Linked DNA regions of Homo sapiens: region 1 is linked to region 2. Evidence: read pairs that join two places in POLR2A ChIA-PET (ENCODE). Cell type or tissue: GM12878. All regions are shown on one strand.

Region 1 (5,000 bases), 220 kb before region 2:
TGCTGCAGAAAACATATGTGTGCATGTGTCTTTATAGTAGAATAATTTATATTCCTTTGGGTATATACCCAGTAATGGGATTACTGGGTCAAATGGTATTTCTGGTTCTAAATCCTTGAGGAATCACCATACTGTCTTCCACAATGGCTGAACTAATTTACATTCCCACCAACAACGTAAAAGCATTCCTATTTCTCCACAGCCTCGCCAGCACCTTGTTTCCTACTTTTTAATCGTCATTCTAACTGGTGTGAGATGGTATCTCATTGTGGTTTGGATTTGCATTTCTCTGATGATTAGTGATGTTGAGCTTTTTTTCATGTTTGTTGGCCACATAAATGTCTTCTTTTGAGAAGTGTCTGTTCATATCCTTTGCCCACTTTTGGATGGGGTTGTTTGTTTTTTTCTTATAAATATGTTTAAGTTCCTTGTAAATTCTGGATATTAGACCTTTTCAGATGGGTAGATTGCAAAAATTTTCTCCCATTCTATAGGTTGCCTGTTCACTCTGATGATAGTTTCTTTTGCTGTGCAGAAGCTCTTTAGTTTAATTAATTAGATCCTATTGTCAATTTTTGCTTTTGTTGCAATCGCATTCGGCCTTTTTGTCATGAAGTCTTTGCCCATTCCTATGTCCTGAATGGTATTGTGTAGGTTTTCCTCCAGGGTTTTTATGGTTTTGGGTTTTACATTTAAGTCTTTAATCCATCTTGAGTTAATTTTTCTATAAAGTGTAAGGAAGCGTTCCAGTTTCATTTTTCTGCATATGGCTAGTCAGTTTGCCCAGCACCATTTACTGAATAGGAGATCCTTTCCCCATTGCTTGTTTTTGTCAGGTTTGTCAAAGATGAGATGGTTGTAGATGTGTGGTATTATTTGTGAGGTCTCTATTCTGCTCCATTGGTGTATGTGTCTGTTTTGCTACCCATACCATGCTGTTTTGATTACTCATGCTGTTGATTTCTATTATAATGTCATTCAAGGTGAATGTGGGTTCATGGAGACTCAGACTAAACTTTAGAAGCTTGTTGAACTGTAACCTTTATCATCTACATAATTTACTCCAGAATGTCTTTGAAGTCAAACAGAAGCAGATACTTGGCTTGAAATAGATTGACTAGTTACTGACCCTTCAACATGCAAATCATGAAAATAAGACTTCTAGTTAGTTTAAGATATTTCTCCATCATGCATTATGGAATCCATTTAGTATGATTTAAAGAAGGGAGCACTTTTGTATGAACAAAAATATTTTGCTGCCTATTGTGAAGTAATTTTTCCTAAAATACAGCATTACAAAAATGCAATGTACATTTTTTTCAGTGCACTGTTAGAATTACAAGTCTGATAAGTATGTCCTGATTTTTATTGTTGTGGTTGTGTTGGTTTTTAAAACCTGATTTGTCTTAATAGGGGGTTAAATTGAAAGAATATAGTTGCTATTTCTAGAAATCGAGCAAACACTGCAGCTTATATAGGCTGCTTAGTCCAGTGTCTCTCAGAAGGGAGTTTCCATCCCTTCTTGCCACAGTTAAGGAGAGTGTCTAAGAGCAGATCTGGAGTCAAGCTGCCTGGGTTCACCTCTGTTTATAAGCTGTGTGATCTTGGCAAATTTCTTTTTTTTTAAAATATTAAATGTTTATGGGTACATAGTAGATATATATATTTATGGGGTTCATGAGATAGTTTGATACAGGCATGCAATGTGAAATAAGCATATCATGGTGAATGTGCTCTGTCCCCTCAAGCATTTATCCTTTTGATACATTTATCCTTTTGATATCCTTTTGTTACAAACAATGCAGTTACACTCTTTAAGTTATTTTAAAATGTACAATTAAGTTATTATTGGCTACAGTCACCCTACTCTGCTATCAAATATTAGGTCTTAGTCATTCTTTTTAATTTTATTTTTTTTGTACCTGTTATTCACCCCCACCTTCCCTACAGCCTCCCACTACTCTTCCCAACTTCTGATAACCATCTTTCTACTCTCCATGTCCATGAGTTCAATTTTTTTTCATTTTTTAGAACCCACAGATAAGTGAGAACATGTGATGTTTGTCTTTCTTTGCCTAGCTTATTTCACTTAACATAATGATCTCCAGTTCCATCCCTGTTGTTGCAAATGACTGGATCTCATTCTTTTTTATGGCTTAATGGTACTTCATTGTGTATATGTACCACATTTTCTTTATTCATCTGTTGATGGACATTTAGGTTGCTTTCAAATCTTAGCTATTGTAAACAGTGCTGCAACAAACATAGGAGTGCAGATATCTCTTCAATATACTGATTCCCTTTTATTTGGGTATATACCCTGCAGTGGGATTGCTGGATCATTTTTAGTTCTGTGAGAAACCTTCAAACTGTTCTCCATAGTGGTTGTTTTAATTTACATTCCTAACAACAGTGTACAAGGGTCCCCTGTTCTCCACATCCTCACCAGCATTTTTTATTGCCTGTCTTTTGGATAAGAGCCATTTTAACTGGGATAAGATGATATCTCATTGTAGTTTTGATGACATTTCTCTGATGATCAGTGATGTTGAACACCTTTTCATATGCTTATTTTCCATTTGTATGTCTTCTTTTAAGAAATATCTATTCAGATCTTTTGCCCATTTTGTAGCTGGATTATTAGATTTCTTCCTGTAGAGTTGTTTGAGTTCCTTAGGTGTTCTGGTTATTAATCCCTTGTCAGATTGGTAGTTTGCAAATATTTTCTCCCATTCTGTGGGTTGTCTCTTCACTTTGTTGATTGTTTTATTTGCTGTGCAGAAGGTTTTTAACTTGATATGATCCTGTTTGTCCGTTTTTGCTTTGATTGCCTATGTTTGTGGGGCATTGCTCAAGAAATTTTTGCCCAGACCAATGTCCTAGAGATTTTCTCCCATGTTTTCTTGTAGTAGTTTCATAGTTTGAGGTCTTAGATTTAAGACTTTAATCCATTTTTATTTTATTTTTGTATATGGCTGGAGATAGGGGGTCTAGTTTCATTCTTCTGCATATAGACATCTAGTTTTCCCAGCACCATTTATTAAAGAGGCTGTCTTTTCCCCAGTGTATCTTGTTTGCACTTTTGTTGAAAATGGGTTCGCTGTAGGTGTGTGGATTTTTTCTGGGTTCTCTATTCTGTTCCATTGGTCTATGTGTCTGTTTTTATGTCAGTACCATGATGTTTGGGTTACTATAGCTCTGTAGTATAATTTGAAGTCAGTTAATGTGATTTTTTCAGTTTTGTTCTTTTTGCTTAGGATGGTTTTGGCTATTCTGAGTTTTTTGTGGTTCCATATAAATTCTAGAATTGTTTTTTCTATTTCTATTCTTTGAAGAACGACATTGGTATTTTGATAGGGATTGCATTGAATCTGTAGATTGCTTTAGGTAGTGTGGACATTTTAACAATGTTAATTCTTCCAATTCCATGAACATGGAATAGCTTCCCATTTTTTTTTTGGTCTTTTTCAAATTATTTCATCAGTGTTTCATAGTTTTCATTGTAGAGATCTTCATTTCTTTTGTTAATTCTTAGGTATTTTATTTTATTTGTGGCTATTGTAAATGGGATAACTTTTTAAAATTTCTTTTTAAGATTGTTCACTGTTGGCATATAGAAATACCACTGATATTTGTATGATTTCGTATCCTGCAACTTTACTGAATTTATCAGTTCTAAGAGTCTTTCAGTGGAGTCTTTAGGTTTTTCCAAATATAAAATCATATCATCTGTAAACAAGGATAATTTGACTTCTTCCTTTTCAATTTGGATGCCCTTTATATCTTTCTCTTGTCTGATTGTTCTAGCTAGGACTTCCATTATTATGTTGAACAACAGTAGTGATAATGGGCACCCTCGTCATGTTTCAGATCTCAGAGGAAAGGCTTTTAGTTTTTCCCCATTCAGTATGATACTAGCTGTGGGTCTGTCATATTTGTCAAATATGCTTTTATTATGTTGAGGTATGTTACTTCTATATTCAGTTTTTTGAGAGTTTTCATCATGAAGGTATGTTGAGTTTTATCAAATGCTTTTACAACATCAATGGACATGATTGTATGGTTTTTATCTTTCATTCTTTTGATATCACATATCACATTGATTGATTTGCTTATGTTGAACCATCCTTGCATCCCAGGGATATATCCCACTCGGTCATAATGAATGATCTTTCTAATGTATTGCTGAATTCAGTTTGCTAGTATTTTGTTGACAAGTTTTGCATCAATATTTATCAGAGATATTGACCTGTAGTTTTATTTATTTATTTATTTTGATGTGTCATTGTCTGGTTTTGGTATCAGGGTAATACTGGCCTCGTAGAATGAGTTTGGAAGTAGTCCCTCCTCCTCTATTTTTTGGACTTTTCTTTACTGGGAGTCTTTATTATGGCTTTGATCTCATTACTTGTTATTGGTCTCTTTAGGTTTTGAATTTCTTCCTGGTTCAATCTTGGTAGATTGTATATATCTGGTTATTTTTCTGTTTCTTCTAGAGTTTTCAGTTTATTGGCATATAGTTGCTTGTAGTAGCCACTAAAGATTTTTTTAATTTCTCCAGTAACATTTGTAATGGATTTTATTTATTTATTTATTTAGAGACAGAGTCTTGCTCTGTCACCAGACTGGAGTGCAGTGGTGCGATCTCGGCTCCCTGCAATCTCCTCCTCCCGGGTTCAAGCAATTCTCCTGCCTCAGACTCTCAAATAGCTGGGACTACAGGCGCCTGCCACCATGCCTGGCTAATTTTTGTATTTTTAGTAGAGATGGGGGTTTCACTATGTTGGCCAGGCTGGTCTTGAACTCCTGACCTCGTGATCCTTTTGCCTCAACCTCCCAAAGTGCTGGGATTACAGGTGTGATCCACCACGCCCAGCCATTTTGACTTCTTAGTAGCCATTCTGACTGGTGTGAGATGGTACCACATTGTGGTTTTGATTTGCATTTCTCTATACGCCACAGTTACAGTGTTATAATATCCTGTGTTTTTCTGTGTACTT
Region 2 (5,000 bases):
CTCCCTGCCTGCAGGCAGGGTCACATTCACACCCTCCGACACTCAGAATCTGCTCCCTTTACAAAGTCTTAGAAAACTGAATCCCCGGACTGTCTCTACAGCCAATCTGGATGTTTACCAACACTCAGGGTAAAGAAATCATTCCTCCTGTCTAAGCTAAATGCCGTGAACTCTGATTTAGGCTCTTCTCTGATCCGTCCTCTTCTTCCTGTGGCTGTATATTCACTTTCAGGCAAGCAGGGAGTTATTTAGTTCAGTTGACCTATCTTTAAAAATGCATATTCCATAGGGGCAAATCCTTGGTATTTTGTATAGCTCATAATTGTGCTTATTCTCAATACAATAAAGGAAAGGTGCCACTTTTATAAAAGAATAACATAAACAAATAGATAAATCCTAGTATTTTACATTAATTATGCTCAAGGCCAAACTGAAGAGCAAGTACATATAGTATATTTGACTTATCTAGATATAAAACATAACATTTGTTAAGTAATATCCTGAAACAAGACACTGCATTCTACATGACATTTGATAAGATCTACTCATGCATGTATGTGGGAAAAAGCTGGATGATACATCCCTGTTCCCTTCATCTCCCCAGCTTCTCACTAGTCTTGACTGCATCCGACAGACCAGCTGGTCATCAGATTACTAGCATGAGAGCACTGACCAACAGTTAAGAGCAACCAGTCCAATAACCCCATCAGATTTTATGGTAGAAGTGGACCTGTCAGGCTACTGCTCTTTCCACCCCACTTTCTATGACCCTTGGGTGAATGCAGCAAAAAATCCTTAAATGAAGCTTCACAAATCCAGCTTTTTTTTTTCCCCCACCATCACTCCCACAGATTTGTTACCTGGTCCTTCCTACTTATCAGGTCTCTGTTCTGCTTATTCATCATACAATGGGCATACAATGTAAGATCTGTTTTTCTGTGGCTCCAAGAACATTTTAAAGTAAATCATTAGGTTTCCTGTGTACCCAAGAGATGACTTACTAGTTGTACCCTTGTCTTTAGAAATAAAGAAATCACCACCTGGGTAGTTGAGTTGTTGAAGCCAAACAGAGTTCCCCCCACAAACCCTTTACCAAGTCATAAGGCTGTGCAGTAGCTTTTGGAAATCTAATTGCCACCAATGCTAACTCATCCACAAATTCTGGGACCAGGTAGACAGGATCCATTTGAGGGTGGGAAGGGAGGAGGAGAGGGAAAGTGAGAGACAGCTGGGTGTATACAGATACATCGCGTCAGCTGAGAGATTACAAAGCAGTGTATTCTAACTGGAAACACCTTACTGGCACTTTGCACTAACAACCCCTCCAAAGTATAAGGAAGCCAAATGTTTCTAATTTCCCCTTATTTCTCCTTTGAAGTGTGAGTGAGAGATAGTAATACAAGTATGAGGTAGTTTGCGGGGGGTGGAAAAATTAGGTATTCTGAGACTGACATAATGACTTCTCAGGAATTTTACTTAATCAAGCTGAGATAGAATGATAATGACTCGAACCCTAATGGGTTTTTTGTTTGTTTTGTTTTTGGTTTTTTTTTTTTTAGATGGAGTCTTGCTCTAGTTGCCCAGGCTGGAGTGCAGTGGCACGATCTTGGCTCACTGCAACGTCTGCCTTCCGGGTTCAAGTGATTCTCCTGCCTCAGCCTCCCAAGTAACTGGGATTAGAGGTGCCTGCCATCACGCCTAGCTAAGTTTTGTATTTTTAGTAGAGATGGGGTTTCACCATGTTGGCCAGGCTGGTCTCAAAATCCTGACCTCGGGTGATCTGCCTGCCTCGGCCTCCCAAAGTGCTGGGAATACAGGTATGAGCCACTGCGCCAGGCCCCTAATGAGTTTTAAGATTAGATATTTCCTCTTTACAATCAAGATGAAACTGAAACTGCTGGTGGTGCCAGTGTGGTCAGCTGGTCTGCATCCACCCCACTTCTCCTGCCCGATTCTGATTACCAACAAGCCAAGAATATGACCCTTTGAAAATGTGTCTGCTAGCACTGAGCCGTCTATACTTCAGAGCTAAACAAACAGCCACCCACAACCTTAAAAGAGAGAACAGCAGCATACATTCATACCTGCCTACCAGGAAGCAAGCCAGCTGGGAATCTCCCGGACCCACCGATTGACACACAGTGACCTTCATTTCACTCCACTGTTGCTAAGTGAGCCTGAGGTGGGGGAAGGGCAATGGCGGATGTGAAGAAGAGACTTTTCCATTACACCACTGGGCAGGCAGCAAGGCAAGCAGGGTCAAATCAGGGCCAGGGCTTGGTAGCCTGAGTGTGTGTGTATATCCATGAGCATGCGTGTGTGTGCACGCTTGCATGTCCGTGGGCATGCACGTGGGTGTGCGTGCCTGTGCCTGCTCAGCCCTCTCCAGCATAGCTAATTGCTGCGTCTCTCCCCAGATCCAACTGCATCAACAGATGAGAAGCGATGCTGCAGAGCAGCACTGCAGGACTGCCTAAGGGGGTCTCCTCTGGAGAAAAGCTTGGCAGGCGCTAACCCAACAAGCATGGGTTTGTTAAAGGGAGAGACTGCACAACAAATACAATGCCATTTAAATTCACTTTAAAATTTTTAAAAACATGTTTCCCAAATGTCTCTTAAACATTTCCATGGAAAGCTAAGGTTTTATTGACTCCATGAAAATCTAAGTGTGCAAAGCATCCCTGTCATATCTGGAAATTTAGTGTCCAAAAAGAAGAAACTGCTGCTTCTAGTAGAAAGATAGGGCTATAAAAACCCTGGACCAGGTGCGGTGGCTCACGCCTGTAATCCCAGCACTTTGGGAGGCTGAGGCGGGTGGATCACCAGAGGTCAGGAGTTTGACACCAACCTGACCAATATGGTGAAACCCCATCTCTACTAAAAATACAAAAATTAGCTGGGCATGGTGGCGCGCACCTGTAGCCCCAGCTACTCGGGAGGCTGAGGCAGGAGAATCGCTTGAACCCAGGGGGCAGAGGTTGCAGTGAGCCAAGATCATGCCACTGCACTCCAGCCTGGGCGACAGAAGAAGACTCCCTCTTGAAAAAAAAAAAAAAGAAAAAAAGAAAAAAACAGAAGTTGCTCTCAACAGTTACCCTACACTTAATACCATTGGTTTTGCCACCATAAAGTACTATTTGCTTTATATATGTTTATCATCTCATTTAGTTCTCACAGAGCATATGATTCCCCACCCCCCTTTTTTTTCTTTTTTTTTTTTTTGAGATGGAGTCTTCGCTCTGTCACCCAGGCTGGAGTGCAATGGCACAATTTCGGCTCACTGCAAGCTCCGCCTCCCGGGTTCACGCCATTCTCCTGCCTCAGCCTTCCGAGTAGCTGGGACTACAGGTGCCCGCCACTACGACAGGCTAATTTTTTGTATTTTTTAGTAGAGACGGAGTTTCACTGTGTTAGCCAGAATGGTCTCGATCTCCTGACCTCATGATCCGCCTGCCTCGGAAGTGCTGGGATTACAGACGTGAGTCACCACTCCTGGCCCCACCCCTTTTTTTTTAACAGGAGACTTAAAAAAATTTTTTGTGTGTGTGTGGATATGGGGTCTTGCTATGTTGCCCAGGCTGGTCTTGAACCCCTGCCTTCAAAGGATCCTCCTGCCTCAGTCTCTCAAAGTGCTGGGATTACAGGCATGAGCTACCACACCGGCTGCAACACGACTTTGTAAGGAATATCATGTGCATTAAACGGCCACCATTGTTCAGGGCCAAGAAGCTGTACACATTCACCATTTTTTCTTACATTTCACTTCCATTCTGTAGTTTAGTCTCTCCTCTCAGATTTCATGTTTGGCCTCTCAGTTTATCCAATATTATCGCCATACAGGCCCAAATACACTCACTGCACAATTGCCACTGCTTGATATGGCCACATTCACACGTTATTGAGAAGAGATCCAACTACAAGGTATTCCGGTGTACAAAGGGCAGTCAATACCCAGTCAGGCTGGATTTGCATTCATGCCTCAAATTCAGCTGATAATATTATTAGTAAGTCTTTATATCTTTAAATCATATGCAAACTTTCACACCCACTAGGTGTATCTAACTCAAATTTACAATTTTCCCTCTTTAACTAAACATGAAAATGGAGGCTTTAAAGATACTAATGTGAAGCCAAAAAATTGTCAGGGTATTCTTAAACACACTGTTTGTCTGCATACTTAAGGAGTTATTTCCTATGCAAAATACAAACTTCTAACACGTACTCTGAAAAATGCCAAGGAGGGTCCTTGGCATTGAAAAATGCCAAGGAGGGTCCTCAGGCAACACAGGGCCATAAGGGGTGGCCCAAGAGCTGCACTTTGTGGCAGCCGGCACTCTGCTGGCCTGGCCTGATCAAGGTTCGGCACTCTGCTGGCCTGGCCTGATCAAGGTTACTGTCATTTTCATATGAATGTCATGTCCCTTGGTAAAGGCCCCCGAAAAACCCCACAGGGTAAGGCAGGTGAAGAGGAGGGGCCTGGCCTAGACTCTCCTGAAAGGTGATGGGGGAAGGGATGAGGAAAAGAAGAGACAGAAATTACCAGGCCAAAGAACAAGGAAGATGGAGGACTGAGGACTTTTCCTGTGACTCAGACCACAGGACAGGAATGCATTTTTCCAAGATGAGCCACCAGCATTCCTTTGGAGAAGTCAGGGTTTGTCAGGTCAGTCCAACTGCTGTGAGCACACTAAATATAGGTACTAAGAACATGTCTTTTAGGAAGGGGATGGAAGGAAGGGAAGGGAGGCACCGTGAGAGGGTGTTGGAAAGGACTGAGCACTTCAGCCAGTTGATTTACAGGCAAGGTCATTTCCAAGTCCTTACTTACAAGGTTGGGCCCTTTGGCTATTTCTTTTCCAAAGTTAAATTTTCCTTTCTGCAAAGGGCACAAAGAGAATTTTTAGTTTCATTAAAGGCTGACTCCTCAAAGTTTATATAGTCAAGGACCATTTTTTTTTTTAATCTAGGAAATTTCCTGAAGAAAATATTTGACTTTGTAG

What was found. ChIA-PET counts read pairs that join two places held together with the same protein. Peaks named below come from ENCODE experiments on the same cell type or tissue, not always from the same donor. Only the 100,000 strongest peaks of a DNase experiment are listed, where the experiment ranks them.
Region 1: POLR2A ChIA-PET joins it to region 2 with 5 read pairs; 6 of 35 experiments call an interaction of 5 or more read pairs at or near these places.

Annotation. Positions count from the first base shown.
Region 1 is chr1:169,330,276-169,335,275 of GRCh38, reverse strand. The region is part of intron 1 of NME7 (NME/NM23 family member 7); the gene reads left to right. Among named protein-coding and RNA genes, the nearest start is that of NME7, 35 kb to the left of the region's middle. In GM12878, no CTCF peak of the experiment used is centred here; no DNase peak of the experiment used is centred here.
Region 2 is chr1:169,113,408-169,118,407 of GRCh38, reverse strand. All of the region lies in intron 2 of ATP1B1 (ATPase Na+/K+ transporting subunit beta 1), which reads right to left. Among named protein-coding and RNA genes, the nearest start is that of ATP1B1, 9.2 kb to the right of the region's middle. RefSeq lists enhancers at 1,816-2,005, 1,612-2,231, 3,835-4,477, 4,483-4,777, 4,230-5,000 and a silencer at 4,483-4,777. In GM12878, no CTCF peak of the experiment used is centred here; a DNase peak (open chromatin) is centred at 2,137; H3K27ac peaks cover 211 bases.